2 separate regions of the Homo sapiens genome follow, and region 2 is linked to region 1. Evidence: chromatin loops called from intact Hi-C (ENCODE). Cell type or tissue: ovary. All regions are shown on one strand.

Region 1 (8,000 bases):
TACATTCAATCAAAAAACAAGGCACTATACCATGAAAAGTCTGGCTCCTGCTCCTGTTCCCATGCTTTCCTACATCTGCACTCTATGTTCCTCCTTGCAGGTATCTTCCCTTTCTCTCCAGTCTACATGAGGTACAGCTTCTGTGCTCCAGTGGCATCCAGTATTTTACCTTTATTGCACGCTCTTATCTCTTTGAATTGCAGCTGGCTGTTTTGATGCATGGGCCCACTCTAGATTAAGGTCCGTGAGGAACTTAGTTTACCATTATATCCTTAGCATTGCCACAGAGTCTTACATAGAGTAGGCACTCCATAAACATTTTTCAAGTGAATGAAATAATGGCAATAGTTGTATTGCATTTCAAAACATAAGATATGTAGCCAAAGCTGTACTCAGAATAAAATTAACAGCTTTAAATGATTTACTTTAAAATAAGCAAATTAAATGTTAAACTCAAAGACTGAGAAATTTTCTTGTAGGCTAGAAATAGAAGGAAATTTATATACCAAAAAAAGCATCATGCTTAAGAAAGAAACATTAGTAATATTCCCATTAAAGTTGGAAACAAGACAAATATGCCTGCTGTCTTAGACCACTGGGGCTGCTATAAGAAAAATGCTATAGACTGAGTAGCTTATAAACAACAGAAAATTTGTTTCTTACAGTTCTGGAGGATGGGAAGTCCAAGATTAAGCTTTTCATGTTGAAGGAGGTCCAAGATCAAGATGTGGTGGGGAGGGACACAAATATTCAGTCTAACGTACCTGCTATAGTGGTTATTATTCAGCATTGTTCTGGAGACACTAATACAATAAGACAAGAAAAAGAAATCAGAAGTATACATATTGGAAAGGAAGAGAAAATTGTCATTATGTGCAAATGATATAATTATTTACCTTAAAAAACAAGAAAATCAATTAGAAAAACTATTCAAAATAATAAAGTTCAGTAAGATGACTAGAAACAAGATAAATATGCAGATGCTTATAGCTTTCCTAAGTGTTGGCAATAAACAACTATGAAATACATTTTTTAAAATCTTGTTTACTGCAACAACAAAGAACTATAACATGCATTGGAATAAATATATTAAGAGATGTATAACATCTACCTATGTTGTGGTTAAGAAAGGTTCTGAATCAAATTGTATTGGTATAAATCTCAGCTCCAATGTTTAATAGCTGTGACCTTTCAGAAAGCTTAAACTTTCTGTATGTGTATATGTGTAGAAGAAAATGCTAAAAAAGATATATGCACATGTGATTAGCATTCCTTCAGCTATTTAGGGCTAGCCTAGTTTTTATAACAATATTTAAAACAAATCTCTCGGTGTATTGGTTTTCTATTGCTGCTGTAACAAATTAACACAAACTTAGAAGCTTAAAACAATACCCATATATTATGTCACCTATGTTGCACAGAATTGCTGAACTGACTGTTACACTTAGAGTATCTAAGGCCAAGATCAAGGTGGTGGCATGGCTGCATTCCTTTTTGGAGGCTCTGGGAATAAATCTGCTTCCAAGCTTCTTCAGGTTATTGGCTGAATCCCTTATCATTTTAGAACTGAAGTTCCCATTTTCTTGATAGCTGTCAGCTGAAGGCCACTCTCAGCTTTTAGAGGCCACCTGCACTCCCCAGCTCAGGTCCCTTTTATCTTTAAAACTAGCAATGGTGGGTTAGGTTGCTCTGACACTTTGAATCTCTCTGAACTCCTCTTCTGCCTCATCTCTCCTACTTTCTCTTTCTCCATATGTCCCTGACAGCTTCTGTCCTTCTCTTCTGATTTTAGGGACTTATAGAATTACAATGGGCCCAACCAGATATCTCCCCATTTTAAGGCCAACTGATTAGTAACCTTAATTACATCTGCAAATTCCTTCACACCAGTGCCTAGATTGACATTTGATTGAGTAATGAAAGGATGAGAATCTTGGGGCAATGTCTTTAGAATTCTGCCTACCATACTTGGATCATACAAAGCCACAGGATTAAGGACAAAAAGTCCCAAGGGCAACCATCTCAGACTCCAATTTTGAAAACTTCAAATAGTATATCTGAACATAATGAAGTTCCTACTCTTCTTTCAGATTCCTTTCACAGACGACACAGTTGAAATCTAAAGGGCTTTGCCCAAGGCTACAGAACTAATAACTATTGAGAATGAAAACAAAGCCTCACCCCAACCCAGCCAAGATAGTGCTCCCCCTATGCATTTCCACCTCCTCTTTGAATAGAAATTTAGTCTTTTTTTCACCTTGAGTTTTCAGGCAATACTTCAGTGCCAATATCAGTCTTAGGTTTCTACAAGTAAATTTAAGCATTTCTAGATAACAGTTTCCTCCAAAGCCACACAATGACTTCCTTAAGAGACTTGAATAATCAGCTTGATGTAATGGACAGAACTGGACCTGAAGTCAAAAGGCTTACCAGGTTCCTCAATTGTGAGATACAGCTAACAATGACTGCCTCCCAGGAAATAGGAATAACTATGAGAATTCAAGTGTCACCATGTTCATGGAGCACGCATTTTGCCTACTGTAAGGTGTGTTGCACATGTCATGATAATAGCGGTCGCATCTATTTTTTAAGTCAGAAAACCATACCATGGCTTCTCCATTCTCACTAACCAGAGCACTGTAAGAGGAGAAAACATCCCCCAAAACAGTTGTCTAGAGCAATCTTGGCATCATCTGAAGCTATTCCAGCTCTTAAGAGCCAGATGAGGTCAGGTGCAGTGGGAGGCTGAGGCGGGGGATCGCTTGAGCCCAGGAGTTCAAGACGACCCTGAGGAACATGATGAAACCCTGTCTTTACAAAAATTACAAAAATTAGCTGGGTGTGATGGCTTGCACCTGTAGTCCCAGCTACTTGGAGGCTGAGGAAGGGAGGGTCACTTGAGCCCAGGAGGTTGCAGTGAGCCAAGATTGTGCCACTGCACTCCAGGCTAGGTGACAGAGGGAGCCTCCATCTCAAAAAGAAAAAGCAAAGAAGAAGAAGAAGAACCAAATGAAATTTCTCTATTCCTCTGAATCTTAAATTCCAAAGCCCAGCAAAATGCTAAGCCTTCTGAAGACTTGGGGAAAGAAATTCTTTCAATTCCTCATGTTCCCCTCTGTGTCCAGGCTCCTGCAATGTTGCTTACAGTCCCTGCATCTCACTGCATTGACCCGGAATTGAAACTCAGCACTTACTTTTGCTCCCTGAAGTTATCCTCCTTTACAAAGAATTAATGAACTCTGTTTCCCTGGATGTTGTATATTCTTCCTGAGGGAGGAATGTTTCATTGCTTATGCACAGCAAACAACTTAAAGACCTCTAGGAAATATTTATGTTTTCCAAAGACTTCCTTGTGACAACCTACCCCCTGGGAGTTTCTCACTGTGTCTCTACCTCCACATTCCCCCAGCTTCACCGACTCCTTCTTTCCAACCACACTCCCACTACCCTACCCACCTTCAAAATTCTCTCCCTTCCCAATACAGAGCAATCCTACTCCTTGGTTTCCATTCCATAACTTATATGTGTAAACCAGTCACATGCCCTGTAGACCAAAGCCCTTTGCTTTAAGAGGATCCTCCATCTGCCATAGAGTAGCTATAGAAATAGAAATAGCCATTTTTCCTATTATATATGATTAAACCCATATGCTGACTTACGGTCAAAACAGTGAATGGTATTTGTCAAGTGGTTCTGTGGCCCTGTTCTTAAAGGAATTGCCTTTGTCATATTTGTTTTTGTTCCAAAGGTGTCCCTCAGCCTAATATAACTTGGTTGAAGAGAGGAGGATCTCTGAGTGGCAATGTTTCCTTGCTTTTCAATGGATCCCTGTTGTTGCAGAATGTTTCCCTTGAAAATGAAGGAACCTACGTCTGCATAGCCACCAATGCTCTTGGAAAGGCAGTGGCAACATCTGTACTCCACTTGCTGGGTAAGTGTCAAATTCTTATTGCTCCTTAAGTGCCTCCTGTAATATGCACAAAGTAGGCCCCAGTTTTGTTGATTTTGGAGTTGAGTGAACGAGATGGACATCAGATGGTTTTAACCATTGCTGCCACTGCCTGCTTAAAAACGAGCACTAAATTCTAACACCCTATTTTACCACCCCGTATTCCCAGCACCTAACACAGATGTTAGTGTTTGTGTGTGTGTGTGTGTGATTTTTTTTTTTTAAACGGAGTCTTGCTCCGTCACCAGGCTGGAGTGCAGTGGCACAATCTCGGCTCACTGCAACCTCTGCCTCCTGGGTTCAAGTGATTCTCCTGCCTCAGCCTTCTGAGTAGCTGGGACAATAGGCGCACACCACCATGCCCAGCTAATTTTTGTATTTTTAGTAGAGATGGGGTTTCACCATGTTGGCCAGGATGGTCTCAATCTCTTGACCTCGTGATCTGCCCGCCTTGGCCTCCCAAAGTGCTGGGGTTACAGGCATGAACCACTGCGCCCGGTCAGATGTTAGTGTTAAGTAATGGTTTCATGAAGGAATGAAATTGAACCATTGGCAAAATTAGTATAAGAGTATAGAATCCATTGCTAAACCAAGAGGAAAAAACATGAAAGAGATTTCTCCATAGCTTTCCTTGGGGCAGTTAGAGGAGCCCAGAGATATAAAGAGATAGGGGGTGCCAATGCAGGGAGTTGGAATAGCTGTCATGCACAAAGCATTTTGATGAGCGTTAATTCTTGTGATACTTATGATAGCACAGTGTTGTGGGTGGTATTTTTTAATCTCATTGTATTTATGAGGAGCCTTGGGCTCATAAAGAGTTTGAACTAGTGCCCAAATATGTAGTCTGCTCTTTTGGTGCTCTCCCTGCTACCCCTCATGGACTCTTAGTACTGACAAAGGCAGTGGTGTGCCACCACGTGGCTCTTTCCAAAAAGCCTCTGTGTGATCTTCCAAAATCTTCGAATGGAAGAGTTGCAACAGATTGGCTAGGCTAACCCTGTCTGGTTCTTGAATGATTTATCCATGCTCCCTGAGAAACCCCAGCCTTGTTTCTTTCTTCTGCCCATTTCCACTCATGAATCTGCATGCTTGTCTCACTCCTACCTGGCATACCTCTTCTCTCAGGAATCCCCTCAAGCCAAGCAGCTCATGACTTTGGTAACTTGATGGAGAGGTCAAATCATGGCATTCCTCCACCATCCTCTGCTCTTATGTGCAAGCTTCACAACCTTCCTAAAAGCCCGTACTCCTCACCATGCAAACCTAGGGAACATTGCCCGTTCTCTTGCTCCCAGCATTCCTCTTAAGAGGCAGAGCTCTATCCAACCAATCTGCTTCCTCCAGTCCCTTTTGGAATTCTGCTGAATACATTTTTTTCATCTTGCAATTTAGGCTAGAAACCCTGGAAACATGCAGAGATGCCACATGCTAGCACAGTGAGTAACTCTAAACTCTATAACACCCCACACGTCCATACTTATACACACCTCCCAGACCTGTGGTCATGAGCTTGAGTATCCAGGAGCACAGTATTATTATAGAGGACTCATTTTCTAATAGCTGTCTTTAAGAACACCCAAGCTGGACCAATAATTAGATAATGTCTAACTGGTAAAAGTGCTACTTTTTTTTTTCCTCAGAACGAAGATGGCCAGAGAGTAGAATCGTATTTCTGCAAGGACATAAAAAGTACATTCTCCAGGCAACCAACACTAGAACCAACAGCAATGACCCAACAGGAGAACCCCCGCCTCAAGGTCTGGGATTTTGACCTTTTCAGATTTGCTATGTGTGAGGCATGTGTAAGGAAAAGGATTTAGCTAAAAGACCATCTGTATTTTTCACTTTGCAATATGTAAAATTATTTCTAGGCATTTGGCCAGCCTTTTTCTTGACCCTCAGTCTTTAGTGGTTCAACTTATTCTTTCCATATTGAAACACTTTTTAGAAAAATCCACTCCTGAGGAAGCCTACAGAGCTCATATCTCAAATGTGCACTATTATTTGTGATAATATAGATATTGATTTCCAGTTTCAAAACTATTGCCAATTTGGTAAATATTAATAGATATTAATAGTCTGCTATGAGTATTGGAATTGATTTTTTAATTGTTCTTTTTTCAAGACATAGTTTTCCATACACACCAACTTTGTTATGCATCAGTGCTTAATCAGGAGAACCTAATCTAAGTATTACAAGCTTATAAAACTCTGCAGAAGGCCAAGGGATCAAGGCAGAGTTAAGAAAATCAGAAATGCTAGAAACGCAGGAAACCATTACTGGTCATCTCAGCTCCTTGTAGCTCAAAAATGGGTAAATCGCAGAAGGACACAAACTCTTTTTTTAATTATTTTGTTATTTTATTTTGTTTATTTTGTTTATTTATTTATTTGAGACAGAATCTCGCTCTGCCTCCCAGGCTGGAGTGCAGTGGCGTGATCTCAGCTCACTGCAAGCTCCGCCTCCCAGGTTCATGCCATTCTCCTGCCTCAGCCTCCCAAGTAGCTGGGACTACAGCCACCCGCCACCACGCCCGGCTAATTTTTTGTATTTTTAGTGGAGACGAGGTTTCACCGTGTTAGCCAGGATGATCTCGATCTCCTGACCTCGTGATCCGCCCACCTTGGCCTCCCAAAGTGCTGAGATTACAGGCGTGAGCCACTGTGCCCGGCCACAAAGAAACTCCTTTTAAACCTCATGTTGTACTCGTTATATAGGAACAATAATGGCCACGTCATTTTCACCTTTTAAATCTTGAGAAGTGCCTCTCATTTGCATAATGTATCATGCAGAATATAACTCTACCGGTAGAGATTTTAAGAAATGTAGTTTCTAGGCTTTCACCTCCTGAGGTGCAAGAGAGAGCACAGAAGGGGAAAACAGTGTTGAGCTGCCAATCAGCAATCCATCACGTTACTTATGACATCATTCTCTTATAGTATTTGTATGACACATTTCTTCTCCTCTTTTAAACATAATACTAACATTATTGTATACCCAAATATCCATTTATTGGACATTCAACAAATATTGCCCAGTGCTTACTCCTCCCAGGTCTGGGGTTGCAGATGACCTCCTCCTTGAGAAGCTCACAGTCTGAAGAGGGAGGCAGTCACGTAAACAGATACTGTAAAGCACTGGGACAAGTTCCATAATAAAAAGATGACCAAAGTACAATGGTAGCACTGAGGAAGGGGCCCTACCTCTCTCTAGAGAAGTCAACTGAGTTTTCATGTAGGTCATGATGTTTGTTCTGGGAAGAGGAAAGAGGAAATTCCAGTCAGAGAAACCATGGTGTGTTGCATGTGGCATGGAACATGAAGATCAAAAGAACTGCCTAAAATAAATTAATGAAAAACAAAAAGGATATGTGTGAGGCTGAAGCTATTGGTGAAGGTGAAGCCTTTGGAATAGTCAAACTCTTGGTTTATTGGGACTACTTGCATTGTTCTGCCACCTCCTACACAGACACACACAAACACATGCCCAAATATACAATCACACACACACACATTGTGGAATGTCCCAGCCCTTCAAAGGATCCTTAGCTTAGCATTTCAAAGAGACTCCTTTATTAATTTAACAAATACTGCTTGCATGGCTAATATTTCACATACCCTGTCCTAGTGTTGGACAGGGTGGTGTTTATGGTCTTGACATTCCAGTAGGAAAGATGCACAAGAAACCAGTAAACAAATAAGTATTTAAGATATTTCTCAGTGGTAAGGGCTATGAGATACACAGTGATAGGAGGAAGCCACTTTAGTGAAGACAGTCGGGATGGGCCTTCTAAGAGGTTATATTTGAGCCCAGACCTAAAGGATGAGGTGAAACCATTTGTGCAGAAAAATGAGAAAGAAGCAAAGACCATAAAATTGGAATAAGGTTAATGTGGCCTCAGAATGGAAATAAGATTCATGTGACTAGGGTACAGTTGAGGGAGAGGGAGAGGGATATGAGATGAGGTTGGAGAGTGGCTGAGGACCAAATCATTCAGAGCTTTGAGGTCCAAGGTAAAGACTCAAGAGTTTACTCCTAAAACATGGGAGG
Region 2 (8,000 bases), 190 kb before region 1:
AGGGTAATAATCCTGACCTACCTAGTTCAAAGGGTGGTGGTAAAAAGAGAATGTCAGTGATTACCCCTGGGAAACTAAAAAGCATGATCCGGATATCAGGCTGCCTTAATCAGATAGCATCATATGCTAAGAACAGAAGTCCACTTAGATTAGCTCAGGACAAAGGGGATTCACTGGATGGATATGTGGGTTTTTAAGAGAATTTAAGCATAAGCAGGCCTTGAGGGCCTGGAGCCAGAAATCAGAAAATGAGGAACACAGGTTACTTATTCCTATTTAAATGCATAGTTTACTGTCTTTCCTCCTCCTTTCTTACCGAATTCATTCTTCTTTGCTGTGGGAACTGGCTTGCTTTGCTTCAACATGAATCTTATAAAAGAAATGGCCAGTCCAACCCCAGATTGATATGAGTTCTTAGCTCTCTTAGCTCCAGCTCTTTTGTTGCAATCGCAAATTTCTGGGAAAGATTGACCTGGTGTGGACCAGATGTTTGCCTCTGGATAGTCAGCTGTGGCCAAGGGGGCTGGTCACATGTACAAATCTGGCCACCCTGAGGCTGACATCCTAAGGTGTCTTCCGCTAATTAACTCTTGTTAATTTTGTGAAACTTCATTGGTTTATGTTTAAGGGAGTCGAGAGTTAGCTAGCCGGCACATTCAGTCCCTAGAGAATGCTTGCCATTGAGCCTAATGCAAAGAAGTTGCTTGCATCCTGCTCTCTTAGACACTTTCCTTTGGTTGGTTTCAAAGAGTGAGATATAGAGAAAACTAGCTGTGGCTGGAGGAAGAGGAGGTGATGTAATTTTGTAACTGATGATCCTTCCTATGGCCAGATGGAGGATACAGTCCTCATTTCAACAGAGGAAAGTCATCTGGCCTGGCACGGTGGTTCATGCCTGTAATCCCAGCACTTTGGGAGGCCAAGGCAGGCAGATTGCCTGAGCCCAGGAGTTTGAGACCAGCGTGGGCAACATGGCAAAACTGTCTCTACAAAAAATTAGCTGGATGTAGTGGCTCGTGCCTGTAGCCCCAGCTACCTGGGAGGCTGAGGTGGGAGGAAAACCTGAGCTCTGGAGGTCGAGGTTGCAGTGAGCCATGATCATGCCACTGCGCTCCATCCTGGGTGACAGAGTAAGACCCTGACTAAAGAAAAAGTCATCCAGTTTTAGTCTTCTTCAGTTTGACTTGCTTCTAGGAGTGTAACCTGGTTTAATTTTGCTAAGACAACAAAAATGTGGATGCAATATAGGATTTTGGAATGTTTCACAGCAAAATAATACAACTAATCTCAGAAGAATGTTTGTTAATTATATTCTATCTATTCCCTATCTACTTCCAAAAAGGATTTAAGGAAGTTTATAAAGGCCAAAAGTGTAAACAATAAAATACAAACGTGAAGTAGCAAAAAGAGGAAAACTGTATTTAAAAATCTTGGCTGATAATTTATCAATATCTATTTGTGGAAAAAGAAAAGCTAGATTTCTAACTTAAACCATTCATCTAAATAAATTCCAAATATAACAAATAGTTAAACATGACTGCTAATCTGTAAAGGAACTAGGAAGATACATTTAAGTATTTATCTGTTCTCAGAGCAGAGTGGGAAAACATTTCTAAGCCCATTAAAAAAGAAAGAAACCTGAACGGGAAATATTAATAGAGCTGACTGCATGAAAATGTAAAACTTTTTGACTTTACAAAGTACCAAAACCAAAATGAAATGGGGAAAATATTTCCAACAGAAATGACAAAGAGTTGATAATTTCACTATGAAGTTTAATAGTTTCATCTGCTGAAAATAATAAAAAGACAAAAATGCCAATGGATAAAGGATATAAAACAAGACATTTTTGAAGAATTAATACAAAAAGCAAATACACATGAAAATATATTAAACAATAAAAAGAAAATGCAAGCTGGGCGCGGTGGCTCACACCTGTAATCCCAACACTTTGGGAGGCTGAGGTGGGTGAATCACTTGAGGTCAGAAGTTTGAGACCAGCCTGGCCAACATGGTGAAACCCCATCTCTAATAAAAATACAAAAAAATTAGCTGGGCATGGTGGCGGGCACCTGTAATCCCAGCTACTCGAGAGGCTGAGACAGGAGAATCACTTGAACCTGGGAGGTCCAGCCTAGGTGACAAAGCAAGACTCTATTTCAAAAAGAAAACGCAAACGAAAACAATGAAGTTATATTTTATACTTCTGATTGGAAAAAAAACTAGAAAATTATAATGGAGGGCAATTTTGCAATATTTTGAATAGTCTATAAAATGTGCATAACCTTGGACTCAGAAATTTTATTTCCAGAAAGAAGTCCTTGGTAAATAATCAAGATTTGTGTGAAGATTTAGATACAAAGATCTATGTTATTTATTCTTTTGTTGAGTAGAAACTATTTTCCAAAGTTTTTAGAATGAATATTTATTACCTTTATAATACAAAAAAATAATAAAATACTTTATGGTGTGGTTTTTTTGTTTTGTTTTTTTGGCAACAGAGTCTCGCTCTGTCACTCAGGCTGGAGTGCAGTGGCACAATCTTGGCTCACTGCAGCCTCCACCTCCCAGGTTCAAGCAATTCTCCTGCCTCAGCCTCATGAACAGCTGGGACTACAGGCATGCGCCACCACACCCAGCTAATTCTTGTATTTTTCACAGAGACGGGGTTTCACCATTTTGGCCAGGCTGGTCTGGAGCTCCTGACCTCAGGTGATCGGCCCGCCTCAGCCACCCAAAGTGCTGGGATTACAGACGTGAGCCACCACGCCTGGCGGCTATGTTGCTTTTTTCTACCTGTTGTCTTTAATTATGAAGTTTGCATATCAAAAGTAGATTTTTGATGAGTAAAGTAATACTTTTCTCAACTAGTATCTTGCTTTGGAAATATCTGGTGGGCGGAATCAGTAATTTAGTAAAAAGACCGATGAGTCATCAATATTTGTACAAACACTTTTTATTATGAGAGCAACTGAAGGCATGTACTTAGAATTTATTTGCTTTTGTTGTAGACAGAATTTGAACAAGCTATGTTTTCTGCCGTCCATCCTACAGCCAGTTGAAGGCAGGTACTTGGTACCAGTGAAGAGATGGGAGGGAGCCTGACGGGAGGAAAGACAGATGAATTAAAAACAACGACAGGCCGGGCACTGTGGCTCACGCCTTTAATCCTGGCACTTTGGGAGGCCGACACAGGTGGATCATGAGGTGGGAGAGCCAGACCATCCTGGCCAACGTGGTGAAACCCCGTCTCTACTAGAAATACAAAAATAAGCTGGGCGTGGTGGCGGGCGCCTGTAGTCCCAGCTACTCAGGGGGGCTGAAGCAGGAGAATCGCTTGAACCTGGGAGGCGGAGGTTGCAGTGAGCCGAGCCACTGCACTCCAGCCTGGCGACAGAGTGACACTCCGTCTCAAAAAAAAAAAAAAAAAAACAATGACAAAGAAACAACCACAAGTGCTCACAGAGCACAGCAGTTTTGGGCTAATAATCCTTCACATTGAAATGGCTCCTGAAGGCATGGATAACAATTAAATTTTGATGAAGACCTTGAATCCTTGAATCACCTGGAAAAATTGAAAGCATTTGGTTTCCCTTGTTTTAAAAGGAAGGAGATTAGATAATGCATTTGAAAATTTATATTCAAGATGGTTAAAATAGGGCAAAGTTTGCCATCTAAGTCTTGTAGGCTCTAATTATCTGGAAAAAATACCTGGGTGGGTGAATGATCAGAATAATGAGATAATCTCCTGTATAAATAATTATTGCAGTGATCTCTGTGGAATTTCATAGCATACATTCAACGTTGAATCAAAAAAAAAAAAAAAAAAGAGGGAATTAGGTGACTCCCAGAGAGAGGCAAGTGAGGTGTGGTCTCATGAGATTCTGGTGAACTTATTTCATCTTCTCTTGGCCTCTCTCACTGGGTGATGTGCATGTGGCCTTTTCCCTCTGCCCCCAGGACTGCCCTCCAGATGCAGAAGATTTCAGAGCCCAGCAGTGCTCAGCCTACAATGATGTCCAGTATCAGGGGCATTACTATGAATGGCTTCCACGATATAATGATCCTGCTGCCCCGTGTGCACTCAAGTGTCATGCACAAGGACAAAACTTGGTGGTGGAGCTGGCACCTAAGGTACTGGATGGAACTCGTTGCAACACGGACTCCTTGGACATGTGTATCAGTGGCATCTGTCAGGTAAGCACACTTACCTCCCAATCCCCTGCTTTGGGGATGTGCCACGCCTACTGTCAATAAACAGAACCCTTTTCTTCTGTATTTTTGTTCATGCAGATGTAAATATTGCTATTGGCCAGGTACGGTGGCTTACACCTATAATCCCAGTTTTGTATTTTTATACAGCAAATACAAATACAAATTGTATTTGTATCCCAATTTTGTATTTTTAGTATAGATGAGGTTTCATTATGTTGGCCAGGCTGATCTCAAACTCCTGATCTCAGGTGATTCGCCTGCCTCAGCCTCTCAAAGTGCTGGGATTACAGGCATGAGCCACCGCGCCGGGCCATCGATTAGTGATTCTCTAACTTGAACAAGCATCAGAGTCACCTGGAGGGCTTGTGATAACAGAGTGTTGGGCTCATCCCCCGGAGTTTCTGATTCAGTAGGTAAAAGGGATGGGGCCCAAAGATTTGCATTTCTAACAAGTTCTCTGGAGATACTGAAGCTGTGGGTCTGGGGAATACACTTTGAGAACCGCTGTTTTGGAAGAGTAATACTAGAGAGTCTCTTATTAAATTAAGCTTTCTTATTAAAATTAATTCATTGTTTTGGATCTTTGGGCACAATGATTTATTTACTGAAAACTAACATGAATGCATTCCAGCAGATTTTTCAGAGTGGTCTCTGCAGAGCTGTGACAAATGTGACTGAGACATAAACCCCAGTGGCTTTTAATGAGTATAAGGATTCAAGACACTTTAGGCCGGGTATGGAGGCTCACCCTGTAATCCCAGCACTTTGGGAGGCCGAGGTGGGTGGATCACTTGAGGTCAGGAGATCAAGACCAGCCTGGCAACATGGTGAAACCCCATCTCCACTAAAAATACAAAAATTAACTGGGTGTGATGGTGTGTGCCTGTAATTCCAGCTACTAGGGAGGCTGAGGCGGGAGAATCACTTGAACCCAGGAGGTGGAGATTGCAGTGAGCCAAGATCACGCCACTGCACTCCAGTCTGAGTGACAGAGCGAGACTGTCTCAAAAAGAAAAAAAAAAATTAAAAAGACACTATGACAGGTTGTGAGACAGGGATGGCAGGGAAATTATAGGATTCTGCATCTATTCTTTTGACTTCTGAAAAATATTTTTTTTTTTCCAAATGTGAGCAGAGGTTATTTTATTCTTTCCTTTCACTTACTGTCTGTCTCCCTGAGTTTCTTTTTTTTTTTAATTGATCATTCTTGGGTGTTTCTCGCAGAGGGGGATTTGGCAGGGTCATAGGACAATAGTGGAGGGAAGGTCAGCAGATAAACAAGTGAACAAAGGTCTCTGGTTTTCCTAGGCAGAGGACCCTGCGGCCTTCCGCAGTGTTTGTGTCCCTGGGTACTTGAGATTAGGGAGTGGTGATGACTCTTAACGAGCATGCTGCCTTCAAGCATCTGTTTAACAAAGCACGTCTTGCACCGCCCTTAATCCATTTAACCCTGAGTGGACACAGCACATGTTTCAGAGAGCACAGGGTTGGGGGTAAGGTCACAGATCAACAGGATCCCAAGGCAGAAGAATTTTTCTTAGTACAGAACAAAATGAAAAGTCTCCCATGTCTACCTCTTTCTACACAGACACGGCAACCATCCGATTTCTCAATCTTTTCCCCACCTTTCCCCACTTTCTATTCCACAAAACCGCCGTTGTCGTCATGGCCCGTTCTCAATGAGCTGTTGGGTACACCTCCCAGACGGGGTGGTGGCCGGGCAGAGGGGCTCCTCACTTCCCAGTAGGGGCGGCCGGGCAGAGGCGCCCCTCACCTCCCGGACGGGGCGGCTGGCCGGGCTGGGGGCTGACCCCCCCAACTCCCTCCCGGATGGGGCGGCTGGCCGGGCAGAGGGGCTCCTCACTTCCCAGTAGGGGCGGCCGGGCAGAGGCGCCCCTCACCTCCCGGACGGGGCTGCTGGCCGGGCGGGTTGCTGACCTCCCCCACCTCCCTCCCGGACGGGGTGGCTGGCCGGGCAGAGGGGCTCCTCACTTCCCAGTAGGGGCGGCCGGGCAGAGGCACCCCTCACCTCCCGGACGGGGCGCCTGGCCGGGCGGGGGGCTGACCCCCCCACCTCCCTCCCAGACGGGGCGGCTGGCCTGGCGGGGGCTGACCCCCACCTCCCTCCCGGACGGGGTGGCTGCCGGGCGGAGACGCTCCTCACTTCCCAGACGGGGTGGCTGCTGGGCGGAGGGGCTCCTCACTTCTCAGACGGGGCGGCTGCCGGGCGGAGGGGCTCCTCACTTCTCAGACGGGGCGGCTGCCGGGCGGAGGGGCTCCTCACTTCTCAGACGGGGCGGCTGCCGGGCGGAGGGTCTCCTCACTTCTCAGACGGGGCGGTTGCCGGGCGGAGGGTCTCCTCACTTCTCAGACGGGGCGGTTGCCAGGCGGAGGGTCTCCTCACTTCTCAGACGGGGCGGCCGGGCAGAGACGCTCCTCACCTCCCAGACGGGGTTGCGGCCGGGTAGAGGCGCTCCTCACATCCCAGACGGGGCGGCGGGGCAGAGGCGCTCCCCACATCTCAGACGATGGGCGGCCGGGCAGAGACGCTCCTCACTTCCTAGATGGGATGGTGGCCGGGAAGAGGCACTCCTCACTTCCTAGATGGGATGGCGGCCGGGCAGAGACGCTCCTCACTTTCCAGACTGGGCAGCCAGGCAGAGGGGCTCCTCACGTCCCAGACGATGGGCGGCCAGGCAGAGACGCTCCTCACTTCCCAGATGGGGTGGCGGCCGGGCAGAGGCTGCAATCTCGGCACTTTGGGAGGCCAAGGCAGGCGGCTGGGAGGTGGAGGTTGTAGCGAGCCGAGATCACGCCACTGCACTCCAGCCTGGGCACCATTGAGCACTGAGTGAAGCAGACTCCGTCTGCAATCCCGGCACCTCGGGAGGCGGAGGCTGGCGGATCACTCGCGGTTAGGAGCTGGAGACCAGCCCGGCCAACACAGCGAAACCCCGTCTCCACCAAAAAAATACGAAAACCAGTCAGGCGTGGCGGCGCGCGCCTGCAAATTGCAGGCACTCGGCAGGCTGAGGCAGGAGAATGAGGCAGGGAGGTTGCAGTGAGCCGAGATGGCAGCAGTACAGTCCAGCTTTGGCTTGGCATCAGAGGGAGACCGTGGGGAGAGGGAGAGGGTGAGGGAGAGGGTGAGGGGGAGGGGGAGGGAGAGGGAGAGCTGAAAAATATTTTTAAAAAATAATGAATGTGTCTAGTATTTCACCTACCCTATTCTGCTCATAACAAAAACAATAGTAACAACAGCAGATGAGCAACCTGACCACCTGCTAAGTGTGGGGCACTACCAGGAGCTTCAGACTTAAAGTGCTCAAAGGTGAACCTTCATCCTGCTTTTCAAACTAGCTTCAACTTTGTTCATCCCTTTATCTAGAAAATGGCTTCTAGTTGCTTATCCCAAAACTTTGACATCATTCTTGCTTTTCTTTCAACCCACACATTTGATCCATTGCCACGTCCTGTCAATTTTCCCTCCCAAAGATTACTTTTAATTTAGCACGTCTTTCCATCTTTACTGCCTTTCTTGTAGCCTAAGTCCTTATTAGCTAATCTAAACTGCATTAACAGCTTTCTGTTCTGTTCTCCGAGCTCCCACCATGATTCCCTCCAGTCTGTTCTTCACACAGCAGCCAAAGTGATTATGTTAAAAGGTAATTCAGAGCTTGTCATTCTTGCATTCCTCAAAGCCCTTCAATGGCTTGTCCTTGCATTAATGATGAAATTGAGGATTCTTGTCTATCTCCTTTAGGCTCTTCCTACACTATCCACCT

Evidence for each region. Hi-C counts contacts between places; a loop is a spot of excess contacts. Peaks named below come from ENCODE experiments on the same cell type or tissue, not always from the same donor. Only the 100,000 strongest peaks of a DNase experiment are listed, where the experiment ranks them.
Region 2: a loop joins it to region 1, with 3 times the contacts of the local background. A loop is called at or near these places in 3 of 110 quality-filtered maps.

Annotation. Positions count from the first base shown.
Region 1 is chr15:84,010,794-84,018,793 of GRCh38, forward strand. ADAMTSL3 (ADAMTS like 3) reads left to right here. Exons shown (of 30, transcript NM_207517.3): 24 at 3,749-3,931; 25 at 5,590-5,706. Among named protein-coding and RNA genes, the nearest start is that of GOLGA6L4, 220 kb to the right of the region's middle. In ovary, no CTCF peak of the experiment used is centred here; no DNase peak of the experiment used is centred here.
Region 2 is chr15:83,815,851-83,823,850 of GRCh38, forward strand. It overlaps ADAMTSL3 (ADAMTS like 3), which reads left to right. Exons shown (of 30, transcript NM_207517.3): 6 at 3,961-4,197. Among named protein-coding and RNA genes, the nearest start is that of ADAMTSL3, 170 kb to the left of the region's middle. In ovary, no CTCF peak of the experiment used is centred here; a DNase peak (open chromatin) is centred at 4,561.